3 separate regions of the Homo sapiens genome follow, and all the other regions are linked to region 1. Evidence: read pairs that join two places in POLR2A ChIA-PET (ENCODE). Cell type or tissue: CD4-positive, alpha-beta T cell. All regions are shown on one strand. Links, peaks and the distances in the headings refer to the core of each region. The heading gives the core; the rest is flanking DNA. Region 1 overlaps BAK1 (BCL2 antagonist/killer 1). Region 2 holds the start of UQCC2 (ubiquinol-cytochrome c reductase complex assembly factor 2). Region 3 has its middle 14 kb from the start of SMIM40.

What was found. Peaks named below come from ENCODE experiments on the same cell type or tissue, not always from the same donor. Only the 100,000 strongest peaks of a DNase experiment are listed, where the experiment ranks them.
Region 2: POLR2A ChIA-PET joins it to region 1 with 11 read pairs; 20 of 35 experiments call an interaction of 5 or more read pairs at or near these places.
Region 3: POLR2A ChIA-PET joins it to region 1 with 11 read pairs; 7 of 35 experiments call an interaction of 5 or more read pairs at or near these places.

Annotation. Positions count from the first base shown.
Region 1 is chr6:33,565,138-33,575,401 of GRCh38, reverse strand. It overlaps BAK1 (BCL2 antagonist/killer 1), which reads left to right. Exons shown (of 6, transcript NM_001188.4): 4 at 1-104; 5 at 1,188-1,368; 6 at 1,495-2,850. The coding sequence ends at 1,599. Among named protein-coding and RNA genes, the nearest start is that of BAK1, 10 kb to the left of the region's middle. RefSeq lists an enhancer at 3,696-3,985. In CD4-positive, alpha-beta T cell, for the core only: no CTCF peak of the experiment used is centred there; DNase peaks (open chromatin) are centred at 4,061 and 4,451; H3K4me3 peaks cover 1,719 bases; H3K27ac peaks cover 2,705 bases.
Region 2 is chr6:33,708,212-33,716,211 of GRCh38, reverse strand. UQCC2 (ubiquinol-cytochrome c reductase complex assembly factor 2) reads left to right here and starts at 4,512. Exons shown (of 4, transcript NM_032340.4): 1 at 4,512-4,663. The coding sequence starts at 4,526. It overlaps LOC124901304 (a long non-coding RNA gene), which reads left to right and starts at 4,763. Exons shown (of 3, transcript XR_007059548.1): 1 at 4,763-4,904; 2 at 5,361-5,517; 3 at 6,449-6,633. RefSeq lists a silencer at 1,506-1,800 and enhancers at 4,943-4,992, 5,019-5,916. In CD4-positive, alpha-beta T cell, for the core only: CTCF peaks have their summits at 4,136 and 4,339; a DNase peak (open chromatin) is centred at 4,451; H3K4me3 peaks cover 1,506 bases; H3K27ac peaks cover 1,091 bases.
Region 3 is chr6:33,338,206-33,348,469 of GRCh38, reverse strand. It overlaps the pseudogene MYL12BP3. Among named protein-coding and RNA genes, the nearest start is that of SMIM40, 14 kb to the right of the region's middle. RefSeq lists a silencer at 1,191-1,391. In CD4-positive, alpha-beta T cell, for the core only: a CTCF peak has its summit at 3,065; DNase peaks (open chromatin) are centred at 3,039, 3,599, 3,959 and 4,429; H3K4me3 peaks cover 1,293 bases; H3K27ac peaks cover 2,200 bases.

The DNA of each region.
Region 1 (10,264 bases), core at 703-8,702:
GACGACATCAACCGACGCTATGACTCAGAGTTCCAGACCATGTTGCAGCACCTGCAGCCCACGGCAGAGAATGCCTATGAGTACTTCACCAAGATTGCCACCAGGTACCCCAGCCACCTCCCTGCCAGCTCCAGTCACTCCTCTGTCATGTCACAACCATACCATACCCTGCCTGCATGATGCTCTCCTGGCATGGGGAGAAGCCTTCTGTCAGTGTCCAATGTCTGCTGTGAACTCACATGTGGTCTCGGCCCCCTATTTTTCTCTTTCGGGGTCCCAGACTTGTATTTTGGGCATTAGCTCACAGCTCTTTTGAGCTCTGACTCCAAGGTCTTGACTGGTTAGATCAGGACTCTAGAGGGGGCCTGAGGTGGGGACGTCCCCCACAGCTCCCCAGCCCAGCTGGGACATAGCTGTCCTTCATAGTTCCAATTTGAAACCACATATCACACTGAAGATGGTGAGGGTGCTAACCTCTGCCAGGTCCTAGAAATGGCTCCTACTTGCTATAATCTGGCATCCAAGTGGTTAAAGACACCGAATATTTGGGTGCAAATCCAAGCTTTGCCACTTACTGCCTTCGTGAAGCTTCCTAGCCCTTAGTCTCCTGGTTTGTAAAATAGGGAAAATATGCTTAGATTAGTGTCCACCTTACAAAGTGTTAGCCATTGCTACCACCAGAGTTAGGGAAGTCAGTGTCGGAGTAGATTTGAAACTGGAGGTGAAGGTAGGAGTAAGTGATAGATTTTAGAATTAGTGCTCAGAGCTGAAATATCCAGTCCGTGAACTTAGAGGCCAGCCTTCATACCACTGTGATGACAGGAACTACCCTAATCTTTTCTGTCCTTTTCTCTCTGCTGTCCCTCGGGCTGCCAGGCCAGCAGCAACACCCACAGGTAATCTCCCCGCTGACTCCATCCACTTGCTCTGCCCTCTGCCCTCTCTGTGCCCCGTTGCACCTGAGCGTACACCCCAGCAGTGGCATCCAGCTCATCTGCCCCTGAGCTTTCTCCTTTCGCAGAGACCCAGGTTGTTCCCAAATACAGGCCAGGTTGGGGCAGCCTCTGCGGCCTTAATTCACAGCTAAGCTATTTAGCTTCCAGCTGGGAGAGGGGTGGGAGAGGCCAGGCAGGCTGAAGGGCTTCCTGGGGGCTCTCCACCAATGCTATGGGATGCTCTGCCCACAGCCTGTTTGAGAGTGGCATCAATTGGGGCCGTGTGGTGGCTCTTCTGGGCTTCGGCTACCGTCTGGCCCTACACGTCTACCAGCATGGCCTGACTGGCTTCCTAGGCCAGGTGACCCGCTTCGTGGTCGACTTCATGCTGCATCACTGCATTGCCCGGTGGATTGCACAGAGGGGTGGCTGGGTGAGTATCCAAGGACTGCAATGTCCTCCCTGCTGTTGGGGCTGCCCCTCTCCCAGGCCCCACCCCTTCCTCGGGTTCCTATATCTTCTGCTAGCCTCTCTGTGACCACCTTGTTTCTCCCGGCAGGTGGCAGCCCTGAACTTGGGCAATGGTCCCATCCTGAACGTGCTGGTGGTTCTGGGTGTGGTTCTGTTGGGCCAGTTTGTGGTACGAAGATTCTTCAAATCATGACTCCCAAGGGTGCCCTTTGGGGTCCCGGTTCAGACCCCTGCCTGGACTTAAGCGAAGTCTTTGCCTTCTCTGTTCCCTTGCAGGGGTCCCCCCTCAAGAGTACAGAAGCTTTAGCAAGTGTGCACTCCAGCTTCGGAGGGCCCCTGCGTGGGGGCCAGTCAGGCTGCAGAGGCACCTCAACATTGCATGGTGCTAGTGGGCCCTCTCTCTGGGCCCAGGGGCTGTGGCCGTCTCCTCCCTCAGCTCTCTGGGACCTCCTTAGCCCTGTCTGCTAGGCGCTGGGGAGACTGATAACTTGGGGAGGCAAGAGACTGGGAGCCACTTCTCCCCAGAAAGTGTTTAACGGTTTTAGCTTTTTATAATACCCTTGTGAGAGCCCATTCCCACCATTCTACCTGAGGCCAGGACGTCTGGGGTGTGGGGATTGGTGGGTCTATGTTCCCCAGGATTCAGCTATTCTGGAAGATCAGCACCCTAAGAGATGGGACTAGGACCTGAGCCTGGTCCTGGCCGTCCCTAAGCATGTGTCCCAGGAGCAGGACCTACTAGGAGAGGGGGGCCAAGGTCCTGCTCAACTCTACCCCTGCTCCCATTCCTCCCTCCGGCCATACTGCCTTTGCAGTTGGACTCTCAGGGATTCTGGGCTTGGGGTGTGGGGTGGGGTGGAGTCGCAGACCAGAGCTGTCTGAACTCACGTGTCAGAAGCCTCCAAGCCTGCCTCCCAAGGTCCTCTCAGTTCTCTCCCTTCCTCTCTCCTTATAGACACTTGCTCCCAACCCATTCACTACAGGTGAAGGCTCTCACCCCCATCCCTGGGGGCCTTGGGTGAGTGGCCTGCTAAGGCTCCTCCTTGCCCAGACTACAGGGCTTAGGACTTGGTTTGTTATATCAGGGAAAAGGAGTAGGGAGTTCATCTGGAGGGTTCTAAGTGGGAGAAGGACTATCAACACCACTAGGAATCCCAGAGGTGGGATCCTCCCTCATGGCTCTGGCACAGTGTAATCCAGGGGTGTAGATGGGGGAACTGTGAATACTTGAACTCTGTTCCCCCACCCTCCATGCTCCTCACCTGTCTAGGTCTCCTCAGGGTGGGGGGTGACAGTGCCTTCTCTATTGGGCACAGCCTAGGGTCTTGGGGGTCAGGGGGGAGAAGTTCTTGATTCAGCCAAATGCAGGGAGGGGAGGCAGATGGAGCCCATAGGCCACCCCCTATCCTCTGAGTGTTTGGAAATAAACTGTGCAATCCCCTCACCCTGACTTAGTTTTTGTATTCTCTGCTACCCCTCTTTCCATCAGGCCAGACTGTGGGAACCTGGGCACGCCTGGCATACATCTGGCTTATTACTGAATAAAACCTCACACTAGGCCTCTAGAATCCCATAGAGGCCTGAGTATGGTTCTGCAGCCCCCACTCCGATGGAAGGCGTTCGCCCCTCCCCATGAACTTCTCTCATCTCGTTGGGTTTCATGCAGTTTCCACCCTTTAGGAAGTCTGGGAGGTCCTTTAGCTACAGAGCTGGTGGAGCAGCTGCACATATCTGAGGACCCCCACAGGCTACCTCTGACCTGGGCTGAATTCTTCTCCCACCCTGGGGCTACCACCCACGCTGGTCCAAAAGGCCCTTCTCCCCCACATTTAGCTCTGCCTGGGACACAATGTCCCAGCTCCCCCTTCCTGATGTCTCCACAGTCAGCACACACGCAGGGCTTTCATTCTAGTTTTATGCTGCTTGGGAGTCCCTATGGGTACCCAGCCAGGGGTGATAAAAATAACAAGCATGGGGGCGTTTAAATGTTCCAAAATCTACAGTCTTTCCAGTCCTGGGCACCCTGGTCTGTGTTTCTGACGCCCTTCCAAAAGGGTCACATGCAAGTCCAAGAGAACTCGTGAGTTTCACCTTCACCCTCCTGGGGTGGGCTTGCCAAGCCCCTTTTCCCTCCACAAGGTCTTCAGAGTCTAGTACAGACGCGATCTTGGAAAAGGGAAAAGGCGGCGCTGCAGGCAGTGGTGGCTGGAAGGTGGTTGCTACAAGGCACCCCGCAGTGTACAGGAAAAGCTCACAGACAACATTTATAGAACACATACTGTGTGCCAGGCTTTATGCTGAGAGTTCATCATCTGCCCAAATAATAGGTAGGAGACGGGGGTGGGGGTACTCAAACTACTATTTACAGATAAGGAAACGGGTGCTTTCTCAGAGTCACCCAAGGAGTGAGGACTTGCCACCAGGAAACTGGCTCGAGTTTTACGTGGAGGCCGGAGAGCAATGTGGGGCTCGCGAGCACAGGTTTAAGAGGCCCAGAGTGCGGGGTCGCCTCCCTCCCGGAGCGATGCCATAGAGGTTAGAAGTGGGCGGCTGCCCGAGTCCAAGATGGCCGCCGCCGCGAGCACGCAAGCGTGCCCTTCCTTGGGCGGGGCCTTTGGGGCGCACCCACTCCAGCCTCTGGGCTTTGAACAGCATGCGGCATTGAGCGGCGAACAGATCGTTGCATCGCTGGAAGAAAGGCGGGTGGGCTGTGGTTAGCCTACTCGTCTAAGGAGCTGCAACGCTAACCGGAAAGGCATGGGTGGGGCAGCCCAAAAAGTTTTGGCCTGCACCGCCCCCCAACGCCCTCTATTCCGCTGCCAGGATATTCTGAAACCAGGGGGCGAGAAGTTAGGTCGGACACAGTCAGCCAGGGGCTGCGAGGATAACGGGAGTGTAGGGGCTCTGTGGGTATTAGGGAAGAGAAACCAAAAAAACTCATTTCTACTCAAACTGTGCGCTGCTTCTGAGATTGTGGCTTGGTTTCCACCAAATACGTCTGGGTTCGTCACAGTCTGTGATGTCACTGAGCTGGGGCAGCCCGGCCAGGGAAAGGAGCGGTGTGCAGCTGTCACCTGCTTAGTTCTGCAGTTTCAGTATGAATACCCGCCCTTCCTTGCACACAACAGCCTCACATTCTCCCCACCCCCACCCTGCCGTTTTACCTTCACGTATTTATTTTTACCTCCTCTGAAGAGTATATTTTAGAGAGTCACCGAGTGTCCATCCAAACCCTTTCATTTGAAAAAATCCTTCCTTAGCCTAAAATCACTCAGTATATTGAACAAGTTATTATGACATAGTCACCTGAATGCATTAAAATAAATTTACATGTATTCATTAAACTTAAACCACCATATCCACTAGTTTTTTTTGTTTTTGTTTTGTTTTTTCACCCGTGACAAAAATGTACCCCTCCTGCTCCAGTTGTATGCACTTCAGATGTAGAGGCCCCATTTTGTAAGATGCTTGTAAAATGTGGATTTAATTTTTTTTTTTTTTTTGAGACAGAGTCTCGCTCTGTCACCTAGGTTGGATGGAGTGCAGTGGCACAATCTCGGCTCACTACAACCTCCGCCTCCCGGGTTCAAGCGATTCTCCTGCCTTAGCCTCCCGAGTAGCTGAGACTACAGGCACGCGCCACCATGCCCGGCTAATTTTTTTTGTTGTTGTTGTATTTTTAGTAGAGACGGCGTTTCACCATTCTGGCCAGGCTGGTCTCGAACTCCTGACCTCATGATCTGCCCACCTTGGCCTCCCAAAGTTCTAGGATTACAGGCGTGAGCCACAGTGCGAGGCCCAAATGTGGATTTAATTCTATCTGAGCTGAACAGATAAGGATAATCATGATTTCGTGTGTGTGTGTGCGTGCGTGCATGCGTGTGTATGTGTGCGTGCATGCATGCGTGTGTGTGTGTGTGGAGAGAGAGAAAGAGAAGGGAGTTATTGAAGGTTGCTGGAGGTGCCCAAAGGTCAGGAACCAGAATCAGCAAAACCCAGCTTCTCCTGGGGTGTGTTGAGCTGTTGCTGGACACGTTAAAGGTGAACACTGGACTCCTGGGATATAAAAGTAAGACGTGAGAGGACAGGGGATTCAGTTCACTAGAAAATAATACAACAGGCTGGGCGCAGTGGCTCATGCCTGAATCCCAGCACTTTGGGAGGCCAAGGTGGGCAGATCATGAGGTCAGGAGTTCGAGATCGGCCTGACCAACATCGAGAAACCCTGTCTCTACTAAAAATACAAAAAATTAGCCGGGCATGGTGGTGCATGCCTCTAATTCCAGCTACTGTGGAGGCTGAGGCAGGAGAATCGCTTGAACTCGGGAGGCAGAGGTTGCAGTGAGCTGAGATAGTGCCATTGCACTCTAGCCTGGGCAACAAGAGTGAAACTCTGTCTCAAAAAAAAAAGAGAGAGAACAAAAAGTAATGATTTGGCCTACTGAAGCAGATCCCTGGCATATTTTATGAGTGATCCAATGAAGGGGCACCCCGCCCCCATTACCAAGATCAGGTGATGGACTAACAGGCAAAAACTGGACTTTTCTAGGAAAGGCCACTTCATAGCTGAAGAGACTGAAACCATACAACCTCCCTTTACCTGGAGTATGGGATTTGGCAATGGACGTGGGCAGGCACCAAATGGATGCATGTGAGAGTGTGAACGTGCGTGTGGCTAAGTGTGTATGTGGCATCTGGTGAGTAACATGTGAGTGGGCATGGGTTGTTGGAATCAAAGTATGAATCAATACATCTCTTAGCTCCATTTATCTCAACTCTTCCTTTGCAATCTTGGAATCATTCCTGGTGTCCAATGTCACAATTTTTTCCAAACAGCTTTGGCTAAGGACACACTGAAGGCTCCACTGAACCTTGAGGTGAACCTACTTTGTGAAGTTCATGGCACAGACTTTTGTGATAGCTGTGTGGGGCTGGGCTCACCAACCTTCTCATGTTCTAACCTGACCTGCTCTAAGCTGACCTCTGACCCCACTGAGGGCAGCTTATCCAGTTAATTTCCAGCGGATGGTTAGGCTTCCTCAAGTGTGTGAATATTTTTTTGCTAAAGTCTCAGGTGGGCCATACTGAGGAAAGGCAAGATGCATTTGGCATGTCTGGTGTCTCTGAAATTTGGAAGCTGTGAATTAGAGTGCAAGAGGCACTTCGATGTTGGTTACCATGTCTGCTAAAAAAAAAAAAAAAAAACAGATTTGCAGGAACCTAAATAACACTACTACCAGGCTATGTGTGAGAGGGGCTGTGGGCAGGTTAAAAGCCGAGTGCTGTCCTGGTAAGGGCATGGGGGATCCCCCTGCTTGTAATGCCTAGTAGAATGGGTGAGTGTCTTTTTTTTTTTTTTTTTTTGAGATGGAATCTCACTCTGTTGCCCAGACTGGAGTCCAGTGGCACAATCTCGGCTCACTGCAACCTCTGCCTCCTGGGTTCAAGCGATTCTCCTGCCTCAGCCTCCAGCTGGGATTACAGGCTCACTCTACCACGCCAGGCTAATTTTTGTATTTTTAGTAGAGACGGGGTTTCGTCATGTTGGCCTGGCTGGTCTTGAACCCTTGACAACTGATCCGCCCCTCAGCCTCCCAAAGTGCTTGGATTACAGGCGTGAGCCACCGCGCCCGGCCGGATGAGTGTCTTAACGTGAGCTTGGACTTTCATTCTGGGTGGCCTGCAGAATGCGCTAACTAGGAATAGCCCTTCCTTTTCCTGGCAAGAGGGGGCACATCCACGCTCAGTTCACCAGGAGACTGGGGATTCTTCTGAGTATTCCATGCATGCTTTTCCGTCTCCCCAGCCCCCTCCACCAGTGGGAGGCACTGCGATGTCTACAGGACTAGGGTGTTCAAATGCTGGTGTTCTCAGACAGCTCCTGTAATGGGCTGGCACCCCAAATCTAGACTGCATGGTGCCAAGCAGCCTGGGGTACCTCCACTGACAAAGCTGCTTTTTCATGCCAGCTCTACACAAAGGCAGCGTGATGGCAGGAAGGCCCTCCCACTGGAATGCACACTGGAAGAGCGCTCGGCTGCTCTGGCTCGGGGCCCTCCCCACCCTCGCGGCAAACCCCCACCCCCAGCAGGGTGGGGAGGGTGATGAGAGGAGGGTCAAGGAACCCATGCTGCTTCTCTTGATGATTTGTTGTCTTCTCTTCCCCCAGTAAAGCCTATTCCTAGGCTGTGTCACGCTGTGGAATTTGTCTCAAACCCAGGTGCCTGACAGAGAGACCCCGAAGGGTGCTGTCCAGTGGGAAAAGTAACTTGTAGAGGGTAGAGGAGGAAGAGCTGAAAGCACACAACGTTGGGCAGGGAGGAGGCAGGTCCGTGCCTTACATGAATTTCTCTTCCTTGCTGCTCACCAGTCTCTGAAGCCACTGTGCCTTCCTCTGCTCATGGCCACCCTGAGTCAGAGGCCGCTCCTGTAGACGGTCACTCCTTAGCTGCCCATCTCTGCCTTCCCATTGCCACTGCCAAGGCTGTGGGGTATATTCTTAACTTCTAGGTTTTTTGGTAATGGCCCTGCCTTAGGTCCCCCCCAGTTCAAAGTGTCCCCAGCACACCACCACCACCACCACGACCAAACTGGTTTCACAAAACATCGTCTTGATCCCCACTGAAAATCCATGAGGTGCATGATATTCATTACATTCGCCTCCTCCTTGCCCATCCCTGGTAGGAGCACAGGAGTGTTGAAGGGTCTGCCCTCAGGCAGCTTACATAGCCATGGAGGAGGAGGCATCAAGCAGTAATCTGAGTGGGACGCAGGGAATTTGGTGCCCCAGAAAAAATGTGCCAGGTTGGCCTGGTCTGGGAGTACCCAGGGAGGCTTTTCAGGAGGGGACACATAAACCATTTCCTTGAACAAACTCATCATGTTCAGGCAGGCACTCAAGGCCTTCTCAGTGGCTTTCCAGACTTTTTTCTGACTCTTGCCTTTGCTACAGCCGGATGGTCCAGGCACCACTCTGGGCTCTCCCGAGCTCCTTCCACCTCTCTCCTCCTCTCAACCCACAGGACATTTTACAGGATCTGCTTCTCCCCTGGAATGTCTCCTCTGACTCATCTCCTTTCTGTTTCAATGTGCTTTCCCATTTCTTAACATCCAATGATAATTCCCTGTGGGTCAGTCTCTCCCCTTCTCACCACCAATGGCCCTTGGGATCTGATCCACTCATTGGCCAGTTAATGGCCTTGTTGAGTTGGAAACAGCATTTCATTTATTAAATAAAAATTATAGAAAGCCATCAGCCTAGGCAACACAGTGAGACCCCCCCTTGTCTACCAAAAAAAAAAAAAAAAAAAACATTAGTCACACATGGTGGCACACGCCTATAGTCCTAGCTAGGACTGAGGGGGAGGAAGGCTTGAGCCCAGGAGTTCAAGGCTGCAATGAGCCGTGATTGTGCCACTGCACTCCAGCCTGGGCGACAGAATGAGACAAATGGTGGAAGGGAGCGAGGGAGGGAGGAACGGGGGAAGGAAGGGAGGGAGAGAGAGAGGGAGAGAAGGAAGGGAGGGAGGGAGGGAGGGAGGGAAGGAGGGAGGGACGGGACTGCACTAGGTCAAAACAGATAGAACTAAAACTCAAGATGGAGTCACCCATGCTAAACTAAGTTGTTATCCGACATTCTGAAAAATAAGGAGAGAGAGATAACAGCCAATTTCTCAAAAAGATCAGTTTAAATCTTTAACCACATGATAATGAAGTTCTGTTTTAATCCTTAAACAAAAAAAAGGCTTAAAGAACCTGAAGAGACCCGATGTTAACTAATCAGTTGTTTTTCCAATTGTTTTGCGTCCCTTTCCCCCACCTTACAAGAAAAAAATAACTTTGAAGTCTGGGTGGTGCCTCACACCTATAATCCCAGCACTTTGGGAGGCTGAGGTAGGAGGATTGCTTGAGGTCAGGAGTTTGAGACCAGACTGGGCAACAAAGCAAGACCCTGTCTCTAAGAAAAAGAAAAAGAAGGCCAGGCGTGGTGGCTGACGCCTGTAATCCCAGCACTTTGGGAAGCCAAGGTGAACGGATCACCTGAGGTTGGGAGTTTAAGACCAGCCTGACCAACATGGAGAAACCCTGTCTCTACTAAAAATACAAAATTAGCTGGGCGTAGTAGCGCATGCCTGTAATCCCAGCTATGCGGGAGGCTGAGGCAGGAGAATCGCTTGAACCCGGGAGGCGGAGGTTGCGGTGAGCCAAGACTGTGCCATTGCACTCCAGCCTGGGCAACAAAGCCTGGAGCGAAACTCCATCTCAAAAAAAAAAAGAAAGAAAAAAAAAACTTTGAAAAGTAACTTAATACATTCTTCCTTACTTCTGCTTTCTTCAGCTCTTCTGTGTTTATAAAACCAACTTCAGTCCAGGTGCGGTGGCTCACGCCTGTAATCCCAACACTTAGGGAGGCCAAGGTGGGTGGATCACCCGAGGTCAGGAGTTCGAGACCAGCCTGGCCAACATGGTGAAACCCCGTCTCTACTAAAAATACAAAAATTAGCTGGACATGGTGGCACACACCTATAATTCCAGCTACTTAGGAGGCTGAGGCAGGAGAGTCGCCTGAACTTCGCTTGAACCCAGGAGACAGAGGTTGCAGTGAACCGAGATCACGCCACTGCACTCTGGCCTGGGTGACAGAGTAAGACTCCATCTCAAAAAAAAAAGGCAACATCTTCTGCTGAGCTCATGGAACATTTATTCTATTTTACGGAATGAAGTGTTGCCTGATTCTAGAATCGAAAATAATGCCAACTGAGATCTTTAAGCTAAATTTGTTATAATGTTGTCCTTTGACATGGCTTAAGTTGTGGGACCTGTGTATAAGTTCAAGTCTGCCTCTTAAATAGTTTTAG
Region 2 (8,000 bases), core at 1-8,000, 140 kb before region 1:
TTGTGAGGACTAAATGAGTCCATACATGTAAGGCATTTAGAATTGTGCCTGGGCTGGGCACAGTGGCTCATGCCTATAATCCCAACACTTTGGGAGGCCAAGCCCAGAGGATTACTTGAGTCCAGGATTCGAGATCAGCCTGGGCAACATAGCGAGACCCCATCTCCACAAAAAATAAAACAATTAACTGGGCATCGTGGTGGCCACCTGCAGTCCCAGCTACTCAGGAGGCTGAGGCTGAAGCAGGAAGATCGCTTGAGCCCAGGAATTCGAGGCTGCAGTGAGCTATGATTGTGCTCCTACACTCCAGCCTGGGTGACAGAGTGAGACCCTGTCTCTAAAAAAGAAAAAATAAAAATAAAAAATTAAAATAAAAAAAATTGTGCTGGCACATAGTAAATACTCGGTGTTAATTTATCATCATAGTTCTCATTTTAAGATGAAGAAACTGAAGCTTACAGCAATTAAATAACCCGCCTGGGGTTGGCTGCTCTGAAGACCTTTGCCTTTGCTGCCCTGTTCCTGGAAGCCTCTCATGCCCATCTTCCCGTGGCTGCCCCCTCAGGTGACTCACAAGCTGCTCAGGGATGGCCTCCAGACCACTGACCCCTCCCCTGCCCCAATCACTGTGGACCCAGCACTCTGCCTTGATCTCTCCTTCGCACTTATCACATCTGAAATTATCTTGTTCATTCAGCAAATGAGCTAATACATATAGAGCACTATTATTATTATATGTTTGCTTGGTTGCTGTCTGTCCTCATAGGGGCAGGGCCCTCACCTGTCTTGTCTACCACATGACAGGAACTCAGAGCCAGCTTCATGGGTGTGTGGCCTGCACAGTCGCCCAGGGCCCTGCACTCAGAAGGGGCTACATTTGCTTTAATGCTCTGCTGTTATTGTCTTGAAATTCTTAACAATTTTTTTAGAGACAAGGTCTCACTCTGTCACCCAGGCTAGAGTGCAGTGGTGTAATCACAGCTCACTACAGCCTCTGACTCCTAGGTTCAAAGCAGTCAAGCCATCCTCCCACACAGCTAAGACTATAGGTGTGCACCACCACATTCAGCTAATTTTTTAAATTTTTGGGGAGATGCGGGTCTCGCTATGTGGCCCAGGCTGGTCTCGAACTCCTGGGCTCAAGTGATCCTCCCGCCTCCAAGTAGCTGTGATTATAGGCACAAGCCACCACGCCCGGCCTTAACAATTTTTTAACAAAGGGCTTTACATTTTCATTTTGCACTGGGCCCCAGAAAATTATACTGATAGAGTGATCAGGGCTATAGATCAGTGAGTAAGTGAATGAATGAATGAATGAATGAATGAATGAATGAGCAAGCCTACATTCCAAACAGGTCTCTCAGACTCCATAACCCTACTACTTAACTACCATGCCAAACAACCTCCATATGGAGGAAGAGAGGTGGGCAGGGCAGTCAGAACCAGGGACAACCACAGCCTGACGGAGAAGCTAGGGTACAGGGGAAGGGAGCACCTTAGGAGGAAGCATCTGTTTGCGCTTCCTCTGGAGCCCAGCATTCTTCTCAACCTCTCATTGTCCTTGTACCTCAAGCAGCATGAAAACCATTTGCTGCCACCTAATGTTACTTTTTGGTTGCCTAAGACAGAGGGACCTTGGCTCTGCCTCCTGGGACAGATGTGGACCAGTCAGGTGCTCTTCAAAGCCACGGCTATGACAGCGCCTCGGGGCACCCAGCACAGCCCTAGGTGCCTGGACCTTGGTAAGTAAATAGATACAATCCTTGCCCTTTGTGCCTTAGGGGTGTCATCAAAACTACATGGCTATGAGGTGAGGATGGAGCAAGGAGGGACTGCTGGGCTGGGAACCTGGTGGGGTTAATCAGGGGAGCTTTCTGGAGAAGGTGCCCTTGGGCGCCTCATTTTCCACTCCCCCTGAACTCTCCTTACCTCAGCGGGCATCACACATTCTGGTCCCCAGAGGTTTTCCTTTAATGGTCTTGACTCCTAACATCTTCGGAACAGTTAAAGCCATTCCAGTTAAAATCACCCATTGATCTTTCCTCAAATTAAACTCCTCCCTCTCTTTCCCATTGCCACCCCAGGCCTGCCTCTGGCTGTTCTTGGAGCCATCCTTGATCTTCTCCCACTCTCCCCTGAACAGCAGACATCTGTTTCTCCAAACTCTCTAGCATTGTCTAACACTTCAGTTAAAGCTCTCGTCATCTGTAACTTTGTGTCCTGGTTATGTACACATTCCCAGACTTGGCCATCAACTTCTTGAAGGCAGGACTCTCCTAGATTCACCTTTAAAATGTAGGTAAGGCAAGAAGGAAAAGGTTTGGAGGAAGCAAAGTTTTGTACACATTGGATGGTCTTGGCTAAATACAGGATAGTGGAGATATACGGGGGGCTGAGGCTTTCTTATGAAAAATGCAGATGGTGGGACAGTCTTTTGAGAACAAAAATTAGTCCACATGGTGATGTAGCTAGAGACATATAAGAGAAGACTTGATAAAACAAACACATTTTAATGGGAGAAAATATTCTGAAATCACATAGCTGTGAAGGGAGTAATATCTGGAATATACAGAGAACTCCTAAAACTCAATAACAACAACAACAAAAAAAAAACCCGATTAAAAACAGGTAAAGGACTTGAATAGATATTTCTCTGAAGATATACAAATGGCTGATAAGCACATAAAAAGATACTCAATATCACTAATCATTAGACAAATGCAAGTCAAAGCTACATTGAGATACAGCCCTCACCCATTATGATGGTTACTATCAAAAAACCAGAAAATAACAAATGTTGGTAAGGATGTGGAGAAATTGGAACCCTTGTGCACCGGTGGTGGGAGTGCAAAATGGTGCAGCTGCTGTGGAAGACAGTATGGCAGTTCCTCAAAAAACTTAAAATAGAATTACCATATGATCCAGCAATTCCGCTTCTGGGTATATACCAAAAGAATTGAAAGCAAGGTCTTGAGATGTCTGTACATCCATGTTCATAGCAGCATTATTCACAAGAGCTAAAACATGGAGGCAACCTAAGTGTCTATCAATGGATGTGTAAACAAAATGTGGTATATACATGCAACGGAATATTACTCAGCCTTAAAAAGGAAGGAAATTCTGACATATGCTACAAAATGAATGAACCTTGAAGTGAAAATATTATGCTAAGCAAAATAAGCCAGTTGCAAAAATACTGCAGGATTCCACTTACATGAGGTACCTAGAGTAGTCAAAATCATACAGACAAAATAGAATGGTCGTTGCCAGGGGCTGGGGGGAGAGGGGGAAATGGGGATTTATTGTTTAATGAGTATGGAGTTTCAGTTTTACAAGAGTTACGGAGATGGTGCGATGGCTGCACAACATTATTCAGTGCTATTTCATACCCATGAACTGTACACTTAAAAATGGCTGGCTGGGCACCGTGGCTCACGCCTGTAATCCCAGCATTTTGGGAGGCCGAGGCAGGTGGATCGCCTGAGGTCAGGAGTTCGAGATCAGCCTGGCCAACATGGTAAAACCCTGTCCCTACTAAAAATACAAAACATAGCCAGGCATGATGGCGGGCGCCTGTAGTCCCAGCTACTTGGGAGGCTGAGGCAGGAGAATCACTTGAACCCGGGAGGCGGAGGTTGCGCCATTCACTGAACACCAGCCTGGGCGACAGAGCCACAGAGCAAGACTCCATCTCAAAATAAATAAATAAATAAATAAAAGGTTAAGGCCAGGTGTGGTGGCTCACACCTGTAATCCCAGCACTTTGGGAGGCCAAGGTGGGAGGATCACTTGAGCCCAGGAGTTTGAGACCAGCATGGGCCACATAGCAAGACCTTGTCTAAAAAAAATGGTTAAGATAGTAAATTTTGTTATGTGTATTTTACCACAATACAAAATAATAAATTGTAAAGAAAAAAAAAGTTTTTCTAGTCTGAATCAACACAGTTGGCATTGCTCATGCTAGAAAACCTGCGCCTCCCAGAGAAAAATGTCTGGCTTATGAGGGGTAGGAAGGGGGGAACAGAAGGGATACTAACAGGGACTGGGCAGAGAAGAACAAGAACTAGGAAGCACTAAAGAAGGAATTGAGGCCGAGTACCAAGGGATAGTGACAGGTACGGGGGCACCCACGAACAACGTTCAAACATATTTTCATCCAGTAACCTGTATTTACATGCAAATATATTGGTTTATGCAAAACAGCGGAGGCCTCGGGGGAGGGTTTTTTAGTCTCAAGCTTGTGCAGTCATTGAAAAAGAGACGCAAAGCTGTCTCTGGGGTACTCCACGTCCGCCTTGCCCCTGGGAGCTGGGCCGGTTCCAGGAGGACGAAGACTGAATTAGCTCGGCTTGCAGAGAAAGGCGAGCAGCGCCCCTACACGGAGAGTAGCGGTGCGCCTACAAAGTCGCGCATGCCCACTCCGGCCTCCCGCTCCACTCCTAAGGCAGGCGGCGAGGCTTAGTGCGCAAGCGCCATTCGTCGGCGCCGACTCCTCCCGCTAAGGCGGGAACACGCGGGGCCCAAGATGGCGGCCAGCCGGTACCGGCGTTTTCTTAAGCTCTGTGAGGAATGGCCAGTGGACGAGACCAAACGGGGCCGGGACTTGGGCGCTTACCTGCGACAGCGGGTAGCACAGGCCTTTCGGGAGGGAGAGAATACCCAGGTGACCGGCGGGGAGGCGGCTGGGACGAGGGGAGGAAAGGACGAGGCAGGGGCGGGGCCAACGAGCGCGCTAGCAGGGGGATCTGCGCATGCGCGCGCCCTCTTTCCAGGCAGCACGTGAGCGCGGACCCCCTTTTTCCCCCAGGGAGCTACTGATAGCGACGCCCGTTGTATTCAGCGCTCTCCCCCGGCTGCACCTTGGAATTGCCGAAGAAGCTTTTTTTAAACTCCAGATGGGCCGGGTGCGGCGGTTCACACCTATAATTCCAGCACTCTTTGAGAGGCCGAGGCGGGAGGATCGCTTGAGCCCAGGATGACCTCCTGGGCAACATAGTGGGACTCCGTCTCTACAAATCAAAAAACAAACAAAAACTTCAAATGCAGAATCTCTAGGGGTGGGGTCTTGACCTCAGAGTTTTAAAAGCTCTCCAGGTGATTCAAGGTGCAGAGAGAGTTGAGACCCACACCACCAGTGGCAGCTGGTGACAGCCTCAGCTTTTTGCTTCCTTGTCACGGTAGCATTACCTCATTATTTCGCAGTGTTGTGTATTGACTGAGCTAATCCCCAGTTAACTCTGCAGGTCCCCGCTAAGCGTTTGCGTTCTTCCTGAGCCCCTGTAAGCCTGTGCAGCAGGTTTGGGTCCTCAGCTCACGCAGCTGTGTGTGAGTAGTAGGCCTATGTTCTTGCTTTCCTCCAGGTTGGCGCTGCAGCTCTGGGATTCATTCATTCATATAGCTCGTATTTATTGAGCACCTACCATATGCCTGGAACGGTGCTAGGGAAACAGCAGTGTTAAACAGGTGAAGTCCTGCCCGCATGAAGTTTTACATTGTAGTTCAGGACACAATAAGCAGGTAAGTGTACGTAAGACAGATAAGTACTGTGATCGATAGAAAATAGGGTAGCGTGATAAAAGGGTAATGTTATTAGTGGGGCCTTTCTGAGGAGATGACACATAGGTGAGACCTAAGGCAAGAGGATGAGCCAGCCATGTACACTTGGCGGGAAGGACATTCCAGACACTGCACATGTCCAGAGGCAGGAGGCAGATTGACATGTTTGAGGACAGAAAGAAAGCCAGAATGGCTGCAGGGTAGTAAGTAAGGTGGAGTTTGCTAAGGTGAAGGTCCGGAGCCAGGCACAGTAGGATATTATCTGTTCTGATTAGCTTTAGACCTCATTATAAGGCCAGTGAGAAGTCACTGGGGATGTTTAGTGAGGGGACTGATGTGCCCTAATTTACTTTTTAAAAGACTATTCTGGTTGTATGTGGTGAGTGGGCTATAGGGGGCAATAACAAAAAAAGAGGCTGGAGAGAAGCCGATTATGGTACTATAAGCGACAGATGGTGGGGGGTTGGATGAGGACGGCAGCACAGAAGATGGAAGTGGTTGGATTCAGGTTATGCGCAGGTTGAGTCAGCAGGACTTGCTGATATATGGGATGTGGGATAAAGGAAAAGAGAGGAACCAAAGATAGCACCTAGATATTTTTTGGCCTGGGCATCTAGGTCTAAGATGGTGCCATTTACTGAGGTAGGAATAGGTGAAGTGTAGGAAGAATATCTCGAGTTCGGTGTTAAGCAGGTTAAACCTGAGATGCCAAGTACACTGATTTCCAAGTGGCAATGTCAAGTAGGCAGTGCTATATTTGAGCCTGGGGCTCGGGCAAGAGACCAGAAATGAAATGAGATAATGAGATGCATATACACACAGTCTGAAGAAATGACTTGTGAAACTTGGCCAAGACTTGTTACAGAAGGAACATGGGTTTTTTTTTTTTCAGCTTAGCCCGAAACAGAGCCAAGCCAGCCCACCTAAAGGAGCAGGAGCACGCCCAGTGGCATCATTGTGACTGTACTGCTGATTGGCTGGCAGCCTGGGGAGTGTCTGGCCCAGGTTATACGATACCCAGGGCCCTCACATTATTCATGGTGGTCTTCACTGGCCCAAAGTGTAAAGATCTTTAAGGCAAGAATCTTATCTAGTCCCAATTCTACAAACCCGTGAACTTTCTAAAGCTGTACTCCCTGCATATTTTTAGTATGAGCTTCCTGAAAATAGAGATGATGCCATTTTTATCTTTCCCTCTCTCCCCTACGAGTGTCTAGCTAGTTCTTGGCCCATAAAAAAACACTCAGTAAATGTCTGAATGGATAAGTAAATAATTGGTTGTGGCTCATGAGACAAAGATAATTTGAATATAGTTTCAGATGTAGCAGAACTAGATGAAGAGAAGTTGTGAAGAGTGAGAAAGGAATATTTGTGTGTCCTGAGTGGTGAGAATTGATTTGAGAGCTTACCATGTTTGGGAAATTGCAGGATCTATGGAGGAAGGCCATAACCTGGCCTTCACCACTGAGGAGCTTACAGTTGAGCAGTCAGCGGCTCCATCCTTGGGGAGGTGAGAGAGCGTAACATTCACTTGCTTGATTGTTAGTGTAAGAGGAGCCAGCAAAGGAGGAAAGAGTTTTCTCTTTCGGAGTTGTCATCACCTAGGGCAATCGTTTCTGATCAGTCAAAGGCCCACACAGGTTTGAGTCCCAGCTGCAGATGCAACTCATGGCTGTGTTAGTGATTCTGTAGCAGCTGATGAATGCATTCCTGGTAGAGTGAACCAGTGCACAATGGCAGCAGGTGCATTACTCAGGACCACTGTTGCGGTACCTCATCCTAATGTCACCTGAGAATGCACCTGGCCTTAGTAAATCTTTGTGGTAATTTTTGAAGGGCGCAATTCCTTGCTGGAATTGAAAACACTATTGTGAGTCACTCCTACTGACACCCCCAGATCATTTATAAAGACCTTGAGAAAGCAAGATGATTCTGGTAGGCTCTTCATTAAACTGGCAGCAGGAGGTGGGGCTTAGATCCAGTTGACTGACTAGTATGGAGCTCCTCCTTGGTTAAGCCGGTTGCCAGAAGACAGAACTGGAGGGGAAAGTAGCTCTGCTCATGCCGTCTTTCCATTTCCGTAGAGGAGAGAGGCAGTCAGTCCTCCTCTCAGCCTCTTGGCTTCCTTCGTCCTAATGATCACCCTGAAAGGTGCACAGTGCACCTTTGCCGGCGTGATCTCATTTAATCCTTAGTACAGCTGAGTGGTAGCCATTACTGTTCCCATTTTACAGATGAGGAAACATCAGAAAAACAAGACAACGCACTGGGGGTTCCGTAGCCATAAGAGACAAGCCAAGTGAGAAACAGACCCAGCCCCTCTGGCCCTAGTGTGCATCGTCTCCTGGGTGCCTGGCCTTTCCTCAGCTGCTGTTCCAAGTTATTGTTAGAACAACCTCTTATTCCATGAACGTCAAACCACTTCCTTCCCCTGGTTGCCCGTT
Region 3 (10,264 bases), core at 1,124-9,123, 230 kb after region 1:
GTATTTTAGTTTCCTGACTTGGGGCATGTGAGTAAAGTCAATTTGCCAGTCCTGGGCAGGGGCAAATCCCTGAGCTTGATGTGTAGGGAGGGGAGGGAGCCTGAACACTCCCTGAGGAGTAGTAGAATAGCAGATGGAACACTAAGAAGTGATTTCCTTGAGGATAGATTTCCACGATGGAAAGGAAATGAGAGGTTCTAAGAGGTGGGCTAGCAGCTTGTAACTTACATGGAAGAGGTTATGAAATGACAGCAGAATAGAATGGGCCTGTGAGGCTGTTAGGAGATATTTTCCTTGGTCCAAGAACCATTTGCCTTGTGTGGGAAGAGACTGATAGGTAGAAGTTTCAGCAGGAGAGTAGGTGGGAGTGACCCATGAGAATGAGAAAAATTGGCCGTGAGGGACAGAATTTGGAATGCTAGCTGCTTCTTTAGCTACCTTATCAGCAAAAGCATTGCCCTGAGCGATGGGATCTGACGCCTTTTGATGGCCCTTGGAGTAAATGACTCCAGCTTCCTTTGGAAGTAAAGCGGCCTTGAGAAGAGTTTTTATTAAAGAGGCATTAATGACAGAGGACCCTTGCGTAGTGAGGAAACCTCTTTTTGCCCATATAACAATATGGTGGTGCAGGATATGGAAGGCATATTTAGAGTTGTATAAATATTGACATGTAGTCCCTTTGCAAAAGTGAGGGCTCGAGTTAAGGCAATGAGTTCAGCTTGCTGAGAGGTAGTGGAGAGGGGCAGAGCAGTAGCCTCAATGATAGATGTGGAAGATACTATAGCATAGCCTGCCTTTGCTGGTGTGTGGCAATTAGGCCTGGTAGAACTACCATCAATAAACCAAGTGTGATCAGGGTGAGGAACAGGAAAGAAGGAAATACGGGGAAATGGGGTGAATGTCAGGTGGATCAGAGAGATACAGTCATGGGGGTCAGGTGTGGTATCAGGAATAATGTGGGAGGCTGGATTGAAGTCCTGGCCAGGAACAATGGTAACTGTGGGAGACTCAACAAAGAATGAGTACAGCTGAAGGAGCCGGGGAGCAGAAAGTATACGTGTTAGATGTGAGGAAGAAAATAGATTTATGAGAACTGTAGAGAGTGAGTTGAGCATAGTTTGTGATTTTGAGGGCCTGTAAAAGTATTAGGGCAGTGGCAGCCACTGCACGGAGACATGATGGCCAGCCTAAAACAGTAAGTCAAGTTGTTTGGACAAAAAGGCTACAGGGTGCGGTCCTGGTCCTTGTGTAAGAATTCTGACTGTACAGCCCTGCACTTCGGCTGTGTGTAATGAAAAGGGTCGGGATGAGTCATGGAGAGCTAGTGTGGGAGCTGTGTTTTAAGGAATGGAAAGGGGAGAGGAGAAAGGATTTAGGATCTATGGGGTCAGCTAGGTTTATCTAGAACAGAATAATGGGTTGTGGAGGGAGGTATTGAGGATAGGAGAGTATATGGGTTTGGCACCACAGGGTGGATAGGCAAAACAATTTGGTCGATATGGCGCAGATCCTGAACTAACCTGTAAGGCTTATCTGGTTTTTGGACAGGTAAAATGGGGGAATTGTAAGGAGAGTTTATAGGCTTTAAAAGGCCATGCTGTAACAGGTGAGTGATAACAGGATTTAATCCTTTTAAAGCATGCTGTGGGATGGGATACTGGCATTGAGCGGGGTAAGGGTGATTAGGTTTTAATGGGATAGTAATGGGCGTGGATAGTTCACCAGGGAGGGAGTAGAGGTGTCCCATACCTGTGGATTAAGGTGAGGAGATAAAAGAGAAGGACGTGAAGGAGGCTTTGAACTGGGGAAAAGGGCAGCAACGAAATGTGGCTGTAGCCTAGGATTAGTCAGGGAAGCAGATAATTTAGTTAAAATGTCTCGACCTAATAAGGGAGCTGGGCAGGTGGGGATAACTAAAAAGGAGTGCATAAAAGAATATTGTCCAAGTTGGCACCAGAGTTGGGGAGTTTTAAGAGGTTTAGAAGCCTGGCCATGAATACCCACAACAGTTATGGAGGCAAAGGAAATAGGCCTTTGAAAAGAAGGTAATGTGGAGTTGGTAGCCTCCATATTGATTAAGAAGGGTGACTTACCCTCCACTGTAAGAGTTACCCAAAGTGTCCGTGATGGCCCGGGAGGCTTCGAAGGTGATCAGACAGCATCAGTCTTCAGCCGCTAAGCTGAGAAGATCTGGGAAGGAGTCAGTCAGAGAGTCTTGGGCCAGAGATCCCAGAGCTCTGGGAGTGACTGCGAGGCGAGTGGGACAGTCTGATTTTCAGTGGGGTCCTGCACAGATGGGACACGGCTTAGGAGGAATCCCGGGCTGTGGGCATTTCTTGGCCCAGTGGCCAGATTTCTGGCACTTGAAGCAAGATCCTGATGAAGAAGGTCCTGTAGGAATGCTTGACCACTGCGGTTTAGGCATGTGCGGCTTAGGCATTTTGAAGTTCTCGTGTGCTGGAGGTGCAGCTGGGTTTTGTCTCACAGCAGAGGCAAGTAATTGTAACTTTTCTCTATTATTGTACACCTTGAAGGCAAGGTTAATTAAGTCCTGTTGTGGGGTGACGTGCACCTGTAATCCCAGCTATTCAGGAGGCTGAGGCAGGAGAATAGCTTGAACCAGGGAGGTGGAGGTTGCAGTGAGCCGGGATCACGCTACTGCACTCCAGCCTGGGCGACAGAGTGAGACTCCATCTCAAAAAAAAAAAAAAATTATTCTTTGTTCATTTCCTGACCCATGATAACCGAACCCCTGGTATTTTTCGCGTGGGTCCTGTCCACCTGATGGTAGTCAGGACTGTCCCTTACCGGGATTTTCTTAAAATTGATGAGCTCTCCTCCTTTCACGCATAACTTCAAGGCGATCACGTCGGGTGCACCACTTGCAGAGTTTATAGCTTGCAGTGAACGCCAAGAATGAGTTCTTAGACAATTCCAGCTGAGTGGGGCCGGGGGAATGGGGGGGGCATTTCTTCTAAGAGAACCCGCCCCAGCATCCGTCTGCCAAGTATTTATTGAAAGTGCTTGTTAAACCACAAACATCCACTAGATGGCTTTTTGAGGTCGGGTCGTGAGACACCTGCGGCCTCGTAAAAGCACTCAAACCGCATTCTCAGGAGGCTGTTTTCAGCGTTCCTTATCACACCACACACTCCACTCCCTGTCCTGTTTTCAGGGTCAAGGAATTTCATTCTCACGCACAAATAACATACACACAGTGCCTCAGTATTCTTCCATGCCCCGACCTCAGATGCCATGTACATAAGCTTGAATATGTTGCTGTGCACCCCCCACACTCAAGTGTCCCCACCCCTTTAAATATGTTGTGTGGGGCTAGTTCTTCCATTGCCCATGAAAGATAACTCAGGCAGGCCACAGAGCATACCTGCTCAATCCTTGGAACAAAAAAAAAAATCCTCCAAGCATCATTCTGAATTACGTTTTTTCTCTCGGCCAGCTCCGACTGAGTGGTTTGACATGGGAAGCTGCCAGTGTGAAACTGGCAGAGTGGCTGGCTTCCTCAAGAATTTCTTTCTTGCCTTCCTGTGTCTGACTCTCCACCCTCTCCCTCACAGCCAGAAGCAGAGGAGGTGAGGGGGACAAAATGCTTTACCTGACGGCCATACACTGGAAGTGGTTTTGGTTTCCTCTGGCTGTGGTGGATGTTCAAATTGACTTTTGCTCTTGTGCGATGTTTGTGTGTCTTTTATAAACTCCCAGTAGCTGAATATCTCTCACTTATACTCTGTAGCCCAAACTTTGAATTATATTATTTTATTTTTTAACTTTTACTTTAGGTTCAGGGGTACATGTGTAGGTTCCTTATATAGGTAAAGTGTGTGTCATGGGGCTTTGGTGTACAGGTAATTTAATCACCCAAGTAACAAGCATAGTACCTGATAGGTCCCACCTTGAATTTGTCTAGGTGTTAGATTGGCTGCAGTTCTCTACCACTTCCTGTTATCTGAGGCCTTTACAGTGTGCCTTGGTGGCTAGTCACTCTCACCAAAAGGTAGAGTTTAGGAGGGCATGGTGGCTCCCACCTGGAATCCCAGCTACTTGGGAGGCTGAGACAAAAGGATCACTTGAACCCAGGAGGTCGAGGCTGCAGTGAACCATCCATGTTCATGCCACTGCACTCTAGCCTGGGCAACAGAGAAAGATCCTGTCTCAAAACAAACAAAAAAACATGGCAAAACCCTGTCTCTACTAAAAATACAGAAATCAGCCGGTGGTGGCATGCACCTGTAATCACAGCTATTGGCTGAGGCATGAGAATGGCTTGAACCTAGGAGGTGGAGGTTGCATTGAGCCGAGATCATGCCACTGCACTCCAGGCTGAGCGATGGAGAGAGACTCTGTCTCAAAAAAAAAAAAAAAAAAAAAGTTTGATAACACACTCAGCTGATGGGGTGGGGAAAGGAAACTGGTACTGTCACACATTGCCGACAGGAAGGAAGGTACACTGGTGCGGCTTCTACAGAAAGCATTTTAAAAATATCTACCCAAATCAAGTATTTACGTATTCTTTGACCTAGCAATTCTACTTCAAAGAACATACATTTACACTAGACATTTTTTTTTTGAGATGGAGTCTTGCTCTAGAGTGCGGTGGCACAATCTCAGCTCACTACAACCTCCGCCTCTGCCTCCCAGGTTCAAGCAGTCTTCCTGCCTCAGTCAGCCTCCTGAGTAGCTGGGATTACAGGTGCGCACCACCACGCACAGCTAATTTTTGTATTTTTTGTAGACAGGGTTTTACCATGTTAGCCCGGCAAGTCTTAAACTCCTGACCTCAAGTGATCCACCTGCCTTGGCCTCCCAAAGTGCTGGGATTATAGGTGTGAACCACCACGCCTGGCCTACACTGGACATTTTTGAGAGTCAAGGGAGCACTATAACAAACAAGGGGTCGGGTGCGGTGGCTCACTCCTATAATCCCAGCACTTTGGGAGGCCAAGGTAGGTGGATCACTTGAGCCCAAGAATTTGAGACTACTCTGGGTAACATATTGAGAGAACTCATCTCCATTAAATTAAATTTAAAAAAAAAAAAAAAAAAAGAGGCTGGGCGTGGTGGCTCAAGCCTGTAATCTCAGCACTTTGGGAGGCCAAGTCAGAAGGATCATGAGGTCAGGAGTTCGAGACCAGCCTGGCCAATATGGTGAAACCCCATCTCTACTAAAAATACAAAAATTAGCCAGGCATGGTGGTGTGCGCCTGTAGTCCAAGTTACTTGGGAGGCTGAGGCAGAAGAAAAACTTAAACCTGTGAGGTGAAGGTTGCAGTGAGCCGAGATTGGGCCACTGCACTCCAGCCTGGGCAACAGAACAAGACTCCGACTCCGAAAAAAAAAAAGAAGGAAGCACCTCTCTGTTTGATTTCAAGGTATTAAGTGAGGAAAAGCAAGGAAAAGAGTAGTGATCATGTATTTATATGTATGTATACATTTATACATATACACTTATATATATTAATACATGCTTATATATATAGACTCTATCTCTGCAAGTGCAGCAGATGTAGGTTGGTGGGAGGCTGACACGTGTACAATTTTGGATACCTGTTTTAAGAGAAAGAATACCAAAAGTATCCCAGCACTTTGGGAGGCCGAGGTGGGCAGATCACCTGAAGTCAGGAGTTTGAGACCAGCTTGGCCAACATGGCCAAACCCCATCTTTACTAAAAAAAAATATAAAAATTAGCCAGGCACGGTGGTGAGTGCCTATAATCCCAGTTACTCAGGAGGCTGAGGCAGGAGAATCGCTTGAACCCAGGAGGCGGAGGTTGCAGTGAGCTGAGATCACGCCACTGCACTCCAGCCAGGGCAACAGAACGAGACTCCGTCTCAAAAAAAAAAAAAAAACCAAAAGTATAAATACAAAATTAGGTACAGACCAGCCTGGCCAACATGGCAAAACACTGTCTCTACTAAAAAAATTCAAAAACTAGCCAGGCATGGTGGCAAATGCCAGTAAATCCCAGCTACTTGGGAGGCTGAGGCAGAGAATCATTTGAACCTGAGATGCAGAGATTGCAGTGAGCCAAGATCTCGTCACTGCACTGCAGGCTTCGTGACAGAGTCTCACTATGTTGCCCAAGCTGGAGTGCAGTGGTGTGATCATGGCTCACTGCAGCCTTGACCTCCAGGTCAGATGATCCTCCTGCCTCAGCCTCCTGAATAGCTGGAAACACAGGTGCACGCTACCGTGGTTTTTTTTTTTTCTTTTTTTTTCCTTTTTTTTTTAAACTGGGGTTTCACTCTTGTTGCCCAGGTTGGAGTGCAATGGTGTGATCTCAGCTCACCAGAACCTCTGCCTCCTGTCAAGTGATTCTCCTGTCTCAGCCTCCTGAGTAGCTGGGACTAGAGGCATGTGCCACTACATCAGGCTAATTTTGTATTTTTAGTAGAGACAGAGTTCACCATGTTGATCATGCTAGTCTCGAACTCCTGACCTAAGTTGATGTGCCCACCTCAGCCTCCCAAACTGCTGGGATTACAGGCATGAGCCACTGTGCCTGGCCATTTTTCTTTCTTTTTTGAGATTTCTTTTTTTTTTTTTTTTTTTGACAGAGTCTCTCCCTGTTGTCCAGGCTGGAGTGCAGTGGCACAATCTCGGCTCACTGCAAGCTCCGCCTCCCGGATTCACACCATTCTCTTGCCTCAGCCTCCCAAGTAGCTGGGACTAGAGGTGCCCGCCACCATGCCTGGCTAATTTTTTGTATTTTTAGTGGAAATGGGGTTTCACCATGTTAGCCGGGATGGTCTAGATCTCCTGACCTCGTGATCCACCCATCTCGGCCTCCCAAAGTGCTGGGATTACAGGCGTGAGCCACTGCGCCCGGCCATGGATTTCTTTTTTTTGAGAGGAAGTCTTGCTTTGTCACCCAGGCTGGAGTGCAAGTGGCCCAATCTTGGCTCACTGCAAAATCTCCGAAGTTCAAGCAATTCTCCTGCCTTAGCCTCACGAGTAACTGGGATTACAGGCATGCACCACCACACCCAGCTAATTTTTTTGTATTTTTAGTAGGGACGGGGTTTCATCATGTTGGTCAGGCTGGTCTCGAATTCCTAACCTCAAGTGATCTGCCCACCTTGGGATCCCAAAGTGCTGGGAATACAGGCATGAACCACCGCGACCGGCCCTGGCTAATGTTTTTTTTTTTCCTCTTGAGACAGAGTCTTTCTGTCACACAGGCTGGAATGCAATGGTGCGATCTTGGCTCACTGCAACTTCCACCTGCTGGGTTCAAATAATTCCCCTGTCTCAGCCTCCCAAGTAGCTGGGATTACAGGTGCGAGCCACCATGCCCCGCTAATTTTTTTTTGTATTTTTAGTAGAGATGGGGTTTCACCATTTTGGTCATGCTGGTCTCGAACTCCTGACCTCACATGATCTGCCTGCCCTGGCCTCCCAAAGTGCTGGGATTACAGGCATGAGCCACTGCGCCCTGCCTGTTAATTTTTAAATTATTTGTAGAGACAAGTCTCCCTATGTTACCCAGGTTGGTCTCAAATGTCTGGGCTCAAGCAATCCTCCTACCTCAGCCTCTTAAGTGTTGAGATTACAGGCATGAGCTACCGCACCTGGCCAAAATCTAGATCTTATAATTGGGTTCAAGTTTTTTTTTCTTTTTTCTTCTTTTTTTTTTTTGAGATGGAGTCTCACTCTGTCACCCAGGCTAGAGTGCAGTGGTGCGATCTCGGCTCACTGCAACCACCGCCTCCCAGGCTCAAGCGATTCTCCTGCCTCAGCCTCCTGCATAGCTGGGATTACAGGCACCCATGACCACACCCGACTAATTTTCGTGTTTTTAGTAGAGACAGGGTTTCACCATGTTGGCCAGGCTGGTCTTGAACTCCTGACCTCAAGTGATCTGGCTGCCTCAGCCTCCCAAAGTGCTGGGATTACAGGTGTGAGCCACTGCACCTGGCTCAAGTTTTCATTTCTCATATCCTGTTGATCTTACAACTCTTCTTCTTCTTCTGATACTCATTTTCTCTCATCAGTGTGGAAATTTATTATAGTTTATATGAAGTTTTCCTCTTCTGTCTCTTTCCTCCATGTTTGTTTTTACTTTTTTTTTTTCACATTTGTTGATTTTTATTTGCTATCACTTTTTCTTTTTCTTCTTTTCTTTTTTTTTTTTTTTGAGACGGAGTCTCACTCTGTCGCCCAGGCCGGAGTGCAGTGGCTCAATCTCGGCTCACTGCAAGCTCTGCCTCCTGGCTTCATGCCATTCTCCTGCCTCAGCCTCCCGAGTAGCTGGGACAACAGGAGCCCACCACCATGCCTGACTAATGTTTTTGTATTTTTAGTAGAGACGGGGTTTCACCGTGTTAGCCAGGATGGTCTCGATCTCCTGACCTCGTGATCCACCCGCCTCAGCCTCCCAAAGTGCTGGGATTACAGGCGTGAGCCACCGTGCCTGGCCTTCTTTTCTTTTCTTTCTTTCTTTTTTTTTTTTTTGACTGAATTTTGCTCTTGTTGCCCAGGCTGGGGTGCAACGGTGTGATCTTGGTTCACTGCAACTTCTGCCTCCTGGGTTCAAGCGATTCTCCTGCCTCAGCCTCCTGAGTAGCTGGGATTACAGGTGCCCGCCACCACGCCCAACTAACTTTTTGTATTTTTAGTAGAGACGGGGTTTCACCATGTTGGTCAGCGTGGTCTTGAACGCCTGACCTCAGGTTATCCACCCGCCTCGGCCTCCCAAGTTGCTGGGATTACAGGCGTGAGCCACTGCGCCCGGCCATGATCTCTTTTTCAATACAATTTACACCCTCATCCCCATTTTCAGTCTGATTATACAAGTGCTGTGTGACAGAAAGGTCTGGAATAAATACATAAAAAAAAAAAAGAGGCAAAGCTGTGAAACTAAGTTGCATGCAACAGGTTCTATGAGGATGGGGGAAGTGTCTGAGAAATAAAACAGAGTAAGACAATGTAGTTGGAAGGTTTTAGCTAAAGTTCTTTTCAGTCGTCTTTGTCTTTTGCTCCATGTTTCAGGATGCATGTGAACTCGATGTAATTGAAATTCCCCTTTTTGTTAATAGGCGCTTCTCTGTACAGCTCATCCACTTCCTCATCCGTAAACCGATCCCACATGGTTATCAGCAGCTCTCTCAGGTAATCTTCCTGAATAATGCCTGTTGCTTCTTCATCAAAGCAAGCAAAAGCATTTCCAATGACATCTTCAGGATCTGTGCCATTTAACTTCTCACCAAATATGGTGAGGAACATGGTGAAATCGATGGGCCCTGGTGCCTCATTCATTATGGCATCAAGGTATGCATCGGTGGGATTCTTCCCTAGGGAAACAAGCATATCATGCAAATCTTCTTTGTTGATGAAACCATCTCTGTTCTGATCAATCATGTTGAAGGCCTCTTTGAACTCCTGAATCTGTGACTGGTCAAACATGGCAAACACGTTGGATGTTGTGCGCTGAGGGAGCTTTTTGGTGGTCTTGGTCTTGCCTTTTTGCTCCACATGGTGGTTGTTTAATTCCAGCGCCAAACACCAGAAGTGGGCTGCCCTGCGCCAGACGATGAGGGAAGGCGAAGAGCACAATGCTGTGTCGTTTTTACTTTTAATTTTGGGTTTTTGCTCATGTCTGAAGTCTTCCTCAAATATCTGGTGTTCCTTAACTGGGCACTCATATTTAAGACAGAGCGGGCTGGGTGCAGTGGCTCACACCTATAATCTCAGCACTTTGGGAGGCCGAGGTGGGTGGATCACCTGAGGTCAGGAGTTCGAGACCAGCCTGACCAATATGGAGAAACCCAATCTCTACTAAAAATAAAAAATTATCCAGGCGTGGTGGTGCATGCCTGTATTCCCAGCTACTCAGGAGGCTGAGGCAGGAGAATCGCTTGAACCCGGGAGGCGGAGGTTGCAGTGAGCCAAGATCGTGCCATTGCACTCCAGCCTGGGCAACAAGAGCAAAACTCCATCTCAAAAACAAACAAACTATATGTGTGTATATATATATATATTTACATATATAACATATATATTTTACATATATTACATATATATATTTTACATATATATATTTATTTATTTCCTTATTTATTTTGTGGCCAGGTGTGGTGGCTCATGCCTGTAATCCCAGCATTTTGGGAGGCTGAGGCGAGCAGATTACCTGAGGTCAGGAGTTCCAGACCAGCCTAGCCAACATGGTGAAACCCCATCTCTACTAAAAATACAAAAATATTAGCCAGGTGTGTGGTGGTGCACACCTGTAATCCCATCTACTTGGGA